4 separate regions of the Homo sapiens genome follow, and regions 1, 2 and 4 are each linked to region 3. Evidence: chromatin contacts called from ENCODE Hi-C or POLR2A ChIA-PET data. All regions are on one chromosome and are shown on one strand. Each heading gives the region's core, a stretch centred on a gene start or an enhancer-like site at or near the end of the contact. The rest is flanking DNA. Distances are from core to core; before and after follow the strand shown. Region 1 holds the start of ZNF425 (zinc finger protein 425). Region 2 holds the start of GHET1 (gastric carcinoma proliferation enhancing transcript 1). Region 3 overlaps CUL1 (cullin 1). Region 4 has its middle 25 kb from the start of ZNF786.

The links. Hi-C counts contacts between places; a loop is a spot of excess contacts on that map. ChIA-PET counts read pairs that join two places held with the same protein, here RNA polymerase II (POLR2A). Pooled maps may share reads with other maps.
Region 1: a loop to region 3 is called in a map with no recorded cell type, with 2.5 times the contacts of the local background. The contact joins the promoter of ZNF425 here to the enhancer-like site in region 3. A Hi-C loop is called at or near these places in 1 of 168 maps with a recorded cell type or tissue (sigmoid colon), 3 of 37 single-sample maps with no recorded cell type and 5 of 50 pooled maps. POLR2A ChIA-PET finds 5 or more read pairs at or near these places in 4 of 52 experiments (A673, CD4-positive, alpha-beta T cell, GM12878 and 1 more).
Region 2: a pooled map shows a loop between it and region 3 (2.7-fold over the local background). The contact joins the promoter of GHET1 here to the enhancer-like site in region 3. A Hi-C loop is called at or near these places in 1 of 168 maps with a recorded cell type or tissue (endothelial cell of hepatic sinusoid), 1 of 37 single-sample maps with no recorded cell type and 9 of 50 pooled maps. POLR2A ChIA-PET finds 5 or more read pairs at or near these places in 7 of 52 experiments (B cell, H1, Panc1 and 4 more).
Region 4: a loop to region 3 is called in a map of CD8-positive, alpha-beta T cell, with 7 times the contacts of the local background. The contact joins two enhancer-like sites. A Hi-C loop is called at or near these places in 1 of 168 maps with a recorded cell type or tissue (CD8-positive, alpha-beta T cell) and 2 of 37 single-sample maps with no recorded cell type. POLR2A ChIA-PET finds 5 or more read pairs at or near these places in 4 of 52 experiments (GM10248, activated CD4-positive, alpha-beta T cell, activated T-cell and 1 more).

What each region holds. Positions count from the first base shown.
Region 1 is chr7:149,125,048-149,127,747 of GRCh38, reverse strand. ZNF425 (zinc finger protein 425) reads left to right here and starts at 1,424. Exons shown (of 4, transcript NM_001001661.3): 1 at 1,424-1,552. The coding sequence starts at 1,535. It also overlaps the pseudogene RN7SL521P and a transcript of ZNF398 not described here. RefSeq lists enhancers at 445-494, 1,158-1,709, 1,710-2,261, 2,509-2,700 and silencers at 655-1,094, 1,826-1,999.
Region 2 is chr7:148,986,130-148,988,829 of GRCh38, reverse strand. GHET1 (gastric carcinoma proliferation enhancing transcript 1) reads right to left here and starts at 1,303. Exons shown (of 1, transcript NR_130107.1): 1 at 1-1,303. It also overlaps RNY1. RefSeq lists enhancers at 957-1,006, 1,327-1,376, 944-1,444 and a silencer at 1,587-1,656.
Region 3 is chr7:148,710,029-148,712,728 of GRCh38, reverse strand. The region is part of intron 1 of CUL1 (cullin 1); the gene reads right to left. Among named protein-coding and RNA genes, the nearest start is that of CUL1, 12 kb to the right of the region's middle. Within about 2 kb of position 1,373, at least 2 of the 41 ENCODE cell types and tissues checked have a DNase peak (open chromatin) inside an H3K27ac peak, as active enhancers do; they include B cell, where a contact is called at or near this core.
Region 4 is chr7:149,064,621-149,067,320 of GRCh38, reverse strand. No RefSeq gene overlaps it. Among named protein-coding and RNA genes, the nearest start is that of ZNF786, 25 kb to the left of the region's middle. RefSeq lists a silencer at 1,415-1,644 and an enhancer at 1,134-2,016. Within about 2 kb of position 1,385, at least 38 of the 41 ENCODE cell types and tissues checked have a DNase peak (open chromatin) inside an H3K27ac peak, as active enhancers do.

The sequences.
Region 1 (2,700 bases), core at 175-2,674, 410 kb before region 3:
GTTTTTTTGTTTGTTTGTTTTTGGTTTTTTTGAGATGGAGTCTCCCTCTGTCGCCCAGGCTGGAGTGCAGTGGCGCGATCTCGGCTCACTGCAAGCTCCGCCTCCCGGGTTCACGCCACTCTCCCGACTCAGCCTCCCTAGGAGCTGGGACTACAGGCGCCCGCCACAACGCTCGGCTATTTTTTTTTTTTTTTTTTTTGTATTTTTAGTAGAGACGGGGTTTCGCCGTTAGCCAGGATGGTCTCGCTCTCCTGACCTCGTGATCCGCCCGCCTCCGCCTCCCAAAGTGCTGGGATTACAGGCGTGAGGCACCGCGCCCATCCGAAACGTTAGTTTTAATGTAAGGTTTTTTTTTTTTAACCCTTTAATCAGTAAGGTGCATCTACATTTCACGATTCCGGGACAAATACAGATGTGCACACGCTCCTCAGCCTATGCAGGGACTACTTTCTCATGGACATCCTTTCTAACTACACACTTTTCATTTGTTACTTTAGCCTGACACCTAAAACATGACTAGGACAGAATGCGAGGTTGATTTTCTGGGGACAGTCGCCACCCCCTTCCTTGCCCTCTCTCTCCTTTCTGTCTCTCCCTGGTTTCCCCTTCTGCGTCTTCCCACCTCTCCCGTTTTTGCGTCTTCGTGTTTCTCACGCCCTGTGTCATGGCCTCCTCCGTCTTCTCCCGCTCTGTCACAGTCTCCCGCCGGGGGCTAGGGGTGCCCGGCCCGCATCCCTGGGCGACCCTGAGTCCCCGCAGGCGGCCCCGAGGCCGGGGTGGCTTCCGCATGGGGTCTCTGCCCGAGGCCTTTCTCTGCCAAGGAGGGAGTGTGGACGCTCGGGGAGCCCAGAAGGGCGCTGCACCCACGGGGACCGGACGTGGTGGGCGGACCCCTCCTCCGCGTCCCCGACGGGACATGCCCGGGGCCCACACGGCCTCCGCGCCCCCGGCGGGACGGACACCCCGGGCCACCGCGCGCCCCCCACCACCTACCCGGCCTCGCTGGATTCCCGGGACCCCCTCACAAACGAAACCCTCGAGCTCATCCCTGACTTGGGGGCAGCTTTGGAAGGAACAGCACCGGACTCTCACCCTCTCGCTGCCTCTCAGTCCGGGTTTCTGTGGAGCGCGTCTCCCAGTCGCTGTCCCTACTCTCTCCCTGTTCCTGCTCTCTCCATGTTCACCTGCCCCTCCGTTTCCCCTCCCGTCAGCTCCCTCATCTCGTCTTCGACCGCATCCCTCGCATGCAGATCCGGGAGTCCAAGGGTCCCTCAAAGACCGGCGTGCTGCGGCCCGCACGGAGGGTGCCCGGGCCCCTCCTCTGAGGACCGACTCCCTCTGGCGGCGCCGCTCCTCCCGCCCGCAGGGGGCGCTATGGGGCGGAGCGGCTTCCGCTTCCGAGCGCCGAGTCCCAGCATGCACCGCGCCCGGCCGGCTCTGCCTTTGGGGGCCAGCAGGGCTGTACCTGGGAGTTGGGTTGGGGCGGAGCGGAGGGGAGGCCGTGCCAGGCAGGGCCGGTTCGTGCGGAACCGCCATGGCCGAGCCGGCTTCGGTAAGAAGGGCCGGTGGAGGATGCAGGCTCTGTCGAAACTCGGGTCCCTGTCGCAGCTGGATTGGGGTCCGCGTCCAGGGAGTGGGGCGGCCGGGGCCTGGGCCTGGGGGTTGGCAGTGGCCCACGGACTGAGCTCCGGGCTGGGCTGGAGAAGGTGCAGTCTTGCTGCGTGTGCTGTTCTGGAATTGACCTGGGGAAAAGCTGGTCTGGCCGGGCTTGGCCGCGCGCGTCTGTGGCCCCGGCCACTCGGAAGGCTGAGGCGGGAGCAGCGCTTGAGCCCGGGAGCTCTGCGCTGTATATGCGCTAGGTCCGTCGCGCGGTGCCTCTGAGTTCTGCATCTGTGTGGTGACCTCTCGGGAGCGGGGACCACCAGGTTCCCCAGGGAGGGGGAACCGGCCCAGCTCGGAAACCGAGCAGGGCAAAACCCCAGTGCTGATCGTTAGTGGGATCGCGCCTGTGAATAGCCACTGCCCTCCAGCCTGGGCAACAGCCAGACCCCGTCTGTTTAATACATAAATAAAAGTTGGTTTGGGAGAAAGAATCCGGGTGGGAAAGATCTGTTTCTCGGCCTGTTGTAGGCTCAGATCAACAACGCTGTCCCTGCCTTCAGTGTCGGGGCTCTGAACCTCGGGGTCTCTCTGGGGCCCGTGCTCTCCTGCTGAAGGTAGTTTCAGAGAAGCACATCAGTGTTAAGCAGATGAGAAAAAGGAGAAGGAAAGCTGGAACTGAGAGAAATTGGAGACCGCTCCCTCTAGGAAAGGACAGAAAACTTAAAATGAATTGGGTGGTTAGCGTAAATCGAATTTACCGTAAATGCTGTAGTATTGTAATGTAGTATTGAAAATTTGAGCACCGGTTTTAGAGTTTGAAAGGCGTATCCTGAGGCTTAATCCAAGAAACCCTGTTACATTCAGTTAAGTATAACTTGCTTAAGTGTGCAAGTTTTTCTTGTGCCCCCAATGAAATTTTATAATCTTAGGAATGTAATGCTCCTTATTTGCATTTGATTCTTCCCTTTTGCTTCCCACTCCTTTTCCCCACCCTCCTTTGGCAGGTACAGATTCTTTTCTGATTTCTCCAAGCTTTGTTTCTACAGCCAGGCTTTCTTTTTTTCTCTCCTCTTTAAGTGATTGGGAATCTCCTGGAAT
Region 2 (2,700 bases), core at 54-2,553, 280 kb before region 3:
GGGCATCAGTCAATTTGATTAGTCAGCTTCAGTGTCTTCATTTGTGGGGTTGTTGGAAACAGATGAGACAGGATCTGGCTGAGAAACAGCCCCAGAAACCTCCTCTCCCAGAATGGCACCAACCCCCCTTCCCTGCCTCTGAGCCTGGCCACTGGGTGGACTTCCAGTCCACATAGTAGACTAGATCACCCCCAGTGCATGCAAAGGCAGAGTGAAAGGTATAAACAACTTAGTCAAATCAAGCTGTACAATGAAAAACAAAAGGAAATAAAACTATTCTGGCGCACACCTTTTTCTTATTAATTTCAAGTTGGCTGCCAATGTTTACCTGCTTTGTTCTTAAAATAATCCATTCTAGAATTTTGCTAGAGAGCAACATCGTTTAGAGATTGTCATTTATGAAACTCTCACTCTCATTTTCCCCTCTTTTGAAATTAGGACAACATCTACCCATGTCTAGTTTTCTGGGGTTATTCATTCTCCTCAATGGCATTCATTCATTCATTCACTCAACACATTTACATAGCACCTGCTGTGTCCCAGATACTGTGCTAGGTACCAGAAGGAGTCAAACATAGTCAATGATTCTGCTTTTCCATTGGCTTGGGGCATCCAGGAACACATTTTCTCAGGCTTGGAGATGTGAACTCCAATGGGCAGCTGCCTGCCCTTCCCCTCCCCTTGCCTGCACCTTTACAGTAAGGTCTACTCGCCGCTGCAGCAGGAAGATCCTCCATTAGGAGTAAAACAGAGCTGTGAATTCGGCTGCCCCAGGAACAGCCCGATCCTTGTTGCTCCAGACACATCCCTACTGTCTTTTTGCTGTTCTTTGCTTTCGGCATGAGTTTCAGGTCTTTCAGAGCTTTGCCTCTGACACTTTCACAGAAATCTTTTCCACCCGCCTTTTCTTAGTCATCTTTACTTCGGACTTCCTGCTTCTGCCTTTTGTCCCTGTAGATTCTGAAGTCCTCAGGAACAATCCAAGATCTTCTGGTGTTTCAGATGCTTCCCCTTCACGTTCCTTAGGTGGTGGTTTCTGTTCTATCAGTTGGGGTTTAAGGAGGAGGCAGGGATCTTGGGCAGTGGGAGAAGCACCTCTGTAGGGAGCTGACTGCCAAGATGGGAAAGTGTCAGCCTCCAGGTAGTGGCGCTTGCTGGGATTTACCGACGCTGGAAGCACAGACTTTATCTGTAGGGCTCACAGTTTCCTCCAGGTCCCACAGAGCTGTCCGGAGGGTCACACAGCAAACAGATAAAGGAGGCCAGCGCAGATTGGGCGGCTCTCTGGTACCTTGCGGTGGCTGAGCCACTCAAGACAAACCGGGGGAAAGACGCCCTGATGACGAAATGCTAATTTTGCATATCTCTTTCCCAGGATGCTTAGCAACACGTCTGATTCTTGTTATTCAGTACGTTTTTCCAGCTATTGATAAATAGATGTGCCAGGGAATTCTTAGAGTATATATATATCATTAATATTGTAAATATAGTCATCAGTAAACTGAAACCAGAATATCACTGTAAGGGGAAAATGAACAAATTTGGGGGCTTTAAATAGTTCAAACAGTAGGAGGACTTATTGGCTGGTCCGAAGGTAGTGAGTTATCTCAATTGATTGTTCACAGTCAGTTACAGATCGAACTCCTTGTTCTACTCTTTCCCCCCTTCTCACTACTGCACTTGACTAGTCTTTTACGAGAGTTTCCACTCTCCTGGCATCCCTCGTTTCTTGTTTTCATCTCAATTTTAAAATGTTGAAAGTCAGCATCATTAAATAAAGCATGGAATACAGGGGGAAAACGAAGTACTATTCTTTTCTTCCAGAAACAAACAGTAAATTTGGGAAAACCCATCACAGACAAGAAGGAAAAAGAAAACAAAAATCAAATAAATAGTAATAGATACTACGGACCAATTATTGGTAAAGATGGTATAGTATGTCCTAAGAGATCAAAGACAGGAAATGGGATGAGGGTGAATAGGGGTTTTTCTTTTTCTTGTACTTTTTCTTTTCTTTTCTTTCTTTTTTTTTTTTTTTTTTTTTTTTTTTGAGACAGGCTGGAGTCTCTGTCACCCAGGCTGGAGTGCAGTGGTGTGATCTCGGCTCACTGCAACCTCCGCCTCGTGGGTCCAAGCGATTATCTTGCCTTAGCCTCCTGAGTAGCTGGGACTATAGGCGCGCGCCACCACGCCTGGCTAATTTTTCTATTTTTGTAAAGACCGAAGTTTCGCCATGTTGGCCAGGCTGGTCTTGAACTCCTAACCTCAAGTGATCCTCCTGCCTCAACCTCCCAAAGTGCTGGGATTACAGGCGTGAGCCACCGCGCACGGCCAGGATTTTTTTAATGTTTTAATATCAGTAGGATTAAGGACTGGTATTTGATGATACAACACTCAATGGACAAAATTAAGAGGCATTTCAAAGTCGACAATCCAGTTAAGTTTTGAAGCTAAGAGATGTGAACATTTTCAGAGAGAAAGTATTTTGGAGGAAGACAAACCAAGTCCAAGAGTTTGAAAATAGAGAAGGCGGAAGAGGGCAGAGTACATTGCGGGATGCTCACCACGTGAGGCACCAGAGCCACTTTCTAATCCTGGTTCAGCCCTTAGGTTCTTATGTAGCCTTTAGAAAGCCACGCAGCTGCCTCCTCATCAGAAACAAAGGGTCATTACACTGATCTTCCTTCCCTCTTCGCTACA
Region 3 (2,700 bases), core at 124-2,623:
ATAATACTGTAGTACCTGTTGTATAAGGTGGCTATGAGGAATAAGTGAGTTACGAAAATAAAATGCTTAGCAGAGTCCTTGACACACGGTAAGCATTTGCTACTATTCATGTTAACACTACTATAAAGGGTTTCTAATATCTATGCAATTCCTAAGATAGTATTTAAATGTTAAACCACCCATGCTTATTTTTGAAGTCAAAATGAAGTAAATTAACGTTACCTGAAAACTCCACAATACCTTTGATAACTGATGACACCAGAGGTGGCACTTCTCTAAAATTCCCACCAAAATGTAACTTTCAGCACAGGGTGGAGGAATCCTTTGTATCGGGACAGACCTGGGGATCCAGCCTAAGCTGTGACAGAGTTAAATTTTCCTTGAAATATCACTCTATCTTAAAATTCACATGAATCTTTCATTCTACCATGAAATACATGTTTAACAGAATACTTTAAAACACCAGCTCCACAGGACTTCCTAGCTCTCTTGCTAGTGAATGAATGGGATGCTGTTGTATGAAACCCACTGACTTTGGAAAAGCCGCTACTGGAGAGCTTTCACTGCACATCAGCATCCAAAAAGTTTCTCTTCTGTCTTGGCACCACTGTATTTTCAGAACCCAGCTTAACACAAATACAAAGATACAAACAGCAAGCCATTCTGCCCTCCTTTTAGAGGGCCTGTGGAAGTGGTGCCCCAGGGAAACATCCTCAGGCCACTAAGCGTGGAAGGCCAGATGTGCACCTCCTGGCAGGTCTCTCCCTCTCCCAGTGAGGTGTGCACGTGAGGTCCACTTCCGTAAAGGATGCCCTTAGTCAACCACAAACGCTATTAACTCCCATTTAGATGAACAATCTCAATTCACAGTTCCCACAATCCTCTTCAACTAATTTCCAAATTTCCCTCATGTGTGGTGAACCGTTTGCCCTGCAGTTGATTGTGGGGCCTTGAATAAGTATCTGCTCAATAAGCAGATTTTGGAAGCTAGTGTATCACTAAGTGAACATGAATCTATTCATCAATAAGACACCCCTTTCTATTATTTTTCTTTCGACTAAGATAATTTAACCCTGAGTCGAAAACTCTGATCAGTAATTTTCCCTAGCTGAGCAAACTTTCAAATACACTTCCCGTTTCACTACAAACTGGTTCAAAAGGAGAAACGGCGCTACCGTGCTCTTTATTTGATTTAGGGCTTTTATGTTTTTTGTTTTAAAGACAATTTACCACTTTAACCGCTCTCCTGAAGGAACTGGGCACAGTTAAGCGACACCTCTTTCTGGTAAGATGCTCCTGACACATGTCCCCCGTGGTCCCTGAACCACTCAAGGCTCACAGTGAGTGATGTCACCCACCGCACCTGTGGTTCCACCTGTCAGATTTGCACCCCCATTCTCTGCACATATGTTCAATGCTGCATTTGCTAAAAAGCATCTTGCTGAAAATTTCCTTACTAGCTATTACAACATCAAGTACTAAGAACTTTTTAGTATTTTCCGAAATTATGGACACTGGGGAGAGAGTATGAGGAGAAACATATATGCACAGAAGTGTACATTTAAATCAGTCAAGAATAAATAATTTGGAAAAACAGTTTCTCAATGATTTGAGTATGTCTTCTGAGCTCACAAAAATCTGTAACTCGATGACAACATTCAATAAGAAGCAGGGTTCTTTTGGGAAGGGGACTTTTTAAATTTTGCTTCCCACTCTGTCTCAAAACAATCTGGCCATACCTATAATAAAGGAGAAAATGTGGGCTGGGCACGATGGCTCCTGCCTGTAATCTCAGTACTTTGGGAGGCCGAGGCGGGCAGATCACCTGAGGTCAGGAGTTCGAGACCAGCCTGACCAACATGGTGAAACCCGTCCCTACTAAAAACACACAAAAAAAATTAGCCGGGCATGGTGGTGGGCGCCTTTAATCCTAGCTACTTGGGAGGCTGACGCAGGAGAATTGCTTGAAAACCAACCAGAAGGCGGGGGTTGCAGTGAGCTGAGATCGTGCCATTGCACTCCAGCCTAGGAGACAACAGCGAAACCCCAACCAAAAAAAAAAAAGGAGAAAATGTGGTAAAACCTGTAGCATCAGCTTCACTTATGATTCCGAAACAGCAGTAAGCCTCTAGACATTTACATTTGCTCGTATTTTTTCTGAGACGGAGTCTCGCTCTGTCCGCCCAGGCTGGAATGTAGTGGCGTGATCTCGGCTCGCCACAACCTCCGCCTCCCGGGTTCAAGCGATTCTCCTGCCTCAGCCTCCTGAGTAGCTGGGATTACAGGCATGCACCACCATGCCTGGCTAATTTTGTATTTTTAGTAGAGACGGGGTTTCTACATGTTGGTCAGGCTGGTCTCGAACTCCTGACCTCAGGTGATCCGCTCGCCTTGGCCTCCCAAAGTGCTGGGATTACAGGCGTACCGCGCCCGGCCCACTGGTATTTTTTATAGTAATGCCCCTAGTCAAGATGCACCTTTCTTTGTAGTTACAAAATTTTCTAGTCAATTTCCCTCATGGTCTGTACAATTTGTATTTATTTGTCACCCTAAGAGTGGTGGGTTTTGGAGGTTATTGCTAAGGGGCAGAGACACAAAAGCATCAACAATAACTTAAACCCATATTTTACTTATTTATTTTTGACACAGGGTTTCACTCTGTCACTCAGGCTGGAGTGAAATGGTGCCACCTCGGCTCAC
Region 4 (2,700 bases), core at 136-2,635, 350 kb before region 3:
TATCTTGGCTCACTGCAACCTCCACCTCCTGGGTTCAAGCAATTCTGCCTCAGCCTCCCAAGTAGCTGGGATTACAGGTATGCGCCACCATGCCTGGCTAATTTTTTGTATTTTTAGTAGAGACGGGGGTTTCACCAGGATGGCCAGGCTGGTCTCGAACTCCTGATCTCGTGATCTGCCCACCTTGGCCTCCCAAAGTGCTGGGATTATAGGTGTGAGCCACTGCACCCGGCCCGCGGTTGGTTTTATGGACAGAAAAAGCTTGGGAAAAGCAGAAACAGAAAACTAAAAGTGGGTTGGTTGTTTCAAAGTTACTTTTTTCTTCTAAAGGTTAAAGCAGAGGGGGTGTCTTCTGGCCGGGCACGGTGGCTCACACTTGTAATCCCAGCACTTTGGGAGGCCGAGGCAGGTGGATTACCTGAGGTCAGGAGTTCAAGACCAGCCTGGCCAACATGGTGAAACCCCCGTCTCTACTAAAAATACAAGAATTAGCCGGGCGTGGTGACACACCCCTGTAATCCCAGTTACTTGGGAGGCTGAGGCAGGAGAAGTGCTTGAGCCCGGGAAGCAGAGGTTGCAGTGAGCCAAGATTGTGCCACTTCACTCCAGCCTGGCCGACAGAGTGAGACTCTGTCTCAAAAAAAAAAAAAAAAAAAAAAAGCAGAGGGGTCTTCCTTATGCTGGCCTGTTTGGTGATGTGGCACTTTTGCATGAGTAACTCCATCTTGGTGTGGTCTCTTGGAGCCTAGTGCTGGAGCTGAGTCCGAACCAATGGACTCCTATTATTTTATTTAATAACAGTTTCTTTTTTCTTTTTTTTTTTTTTTGAGACGGAATCTTGCTCTGTTGCTCAGGCTGGAGTGCAGTGGTGCGATCTCGGCTCACTGCAATCTTCACCTCCTGGGTTCAAGTGATTCTCCCGCCTCAGCCACCCGAGTAGCTGGGACTACAGGCGCGTGCCACCACGCCCGGCTAATTTTTGTATTTTTAGTAGAGACGGGGTTTCACCATGTTGGCCAGGCTGGTCTCAAACTCCTGACCTCAGGTGATCCGCCCGCCTCAGCCTCCTAAAGTGCTGGGATTATAGGCATGAGCCACCGCGCCCGGCCGATAACACAGTTTCATTGTGAAGACAGGCGGCTTGTAGTAGCAAAAATTGAAACCGAAAATGGCGACGTTACACATTCTCCAAATCCCTACTAATTTACATACCTATCAATTTCAGAGGCAATCTCGTGTAACCCTAAAGGAGGTTATCTCTGGAGAGCTTGGAGCAGCTCCAATTCAAGTTCAGAGATCCAGGGAGCCCAGAATGCACAGCGCCGCGGGGGTGCCTCCCGCCAGAAGGCGGCGCTGTGGGATCCCAGCCCGAGCCGTGTCCAGGCACAGGAAAGGCAGAGCGTTCTCAGCATGCCCTGCCTGTGCCCTGGGCAACGGCCGCCGCCGAGCGAGATCCCGGGGTCGCGCAGGGTGGGGCTGGGGCTGAAGGGCGCAGGCCCCGCGTACGGGGGCCGCCCCTGCTTTTCCTCCGCGAGACCAGAGCTTAGACTACGGCAGGACTAGTCCCTGGGGTTCCCCTTCGGGTGTCAGACCCTCTCTGGGCGGTCGCGGGAGGGCTCGGGCTCGCAGGATCTGCAGGTGTTGGGGCTGGGGCAGTGGGGAGTGGTCCGTGGGCCCAAGAGGACGAAGCGGAGTCGGGCGGTTCCGGCTGGGAGGAGGCGCCTCCCCGGGGCTGCCCTGACCTAGTAAAATCTGTGGGGAAGCCCTGGCCGGGGAGCCTTCCCCCAGCTCGCTCCCTGGGGCCTGGACAAAAGGCCGGGAAGGAAACGCAGCCCTGGGCTCTGCGGTCTTTGGAACAGAGACTGCGACTTTTCATCTTCGTTTCCCACCTAGTGTGGGGCCCCCGTGGGTGCTGTACAAATGCTGTGGAATCAAAGAATCAGTGGAGGAGTCCCGCACGCACCCATTGATTTTACTCAGTCCAGAGTTTCCGGAGAGTGCCTGCTTCCCTAAGCGCAGCTTGTGGGCGGAGACTCTGCTGGATGAGGTGCAGATTGGGAGAAAGAACAGGAAATTACGGGTGAGAAAAGAAAAGGATTCCCATAAAGGGCACATGTGAAAGTACAATGCTGAATTGCAATATTAGGCACTTCCATTTTCTTTTTATTTATTTATTTAAGACGGAGTCTCGCTCTGTCACCCAGGCTGGAGTGCAGTGGTGCCATGTCAGCCGACTGCAACCTCCGCCTCCCGGGTTCAAGCGATTCTCGTGCCTCAGCTTCCCAAGCAGCTGGGATTACAGGCGTGCGCCACCACGCCCGGCTAGTGTGTGTGTGTGTGTGTGTGTGTGTGTGTGTGTAGCTGGGATTACAGGCGTGCGCCACCCCCCCCCCCCCCCGGCGAGTGTGTGTGTGTGTGAGTGAGACGGAGTATCACTCAGTTGCCCAGGCTGGAGTGCAGTGGCGCGATCTCGGCTCACTGCAACCTCCGCCTCTCAGGTTCAAGTGATTCTCCTGCCTCAGCCTCCTGAGTTGCTGGGACTACAGGCACGCACCACCATGTCCGGCTAAGCTTTGTATTTTTAGTAGAGACTGAGTTTCACCATATTGGCCAGGCTGGTCTCGAACTCCTGACCACGTGCCCGCCTGCCTTGGCCTCCCAAAGTGCTGGGATTACAGGCGTGGTATTATTAATGTTAAT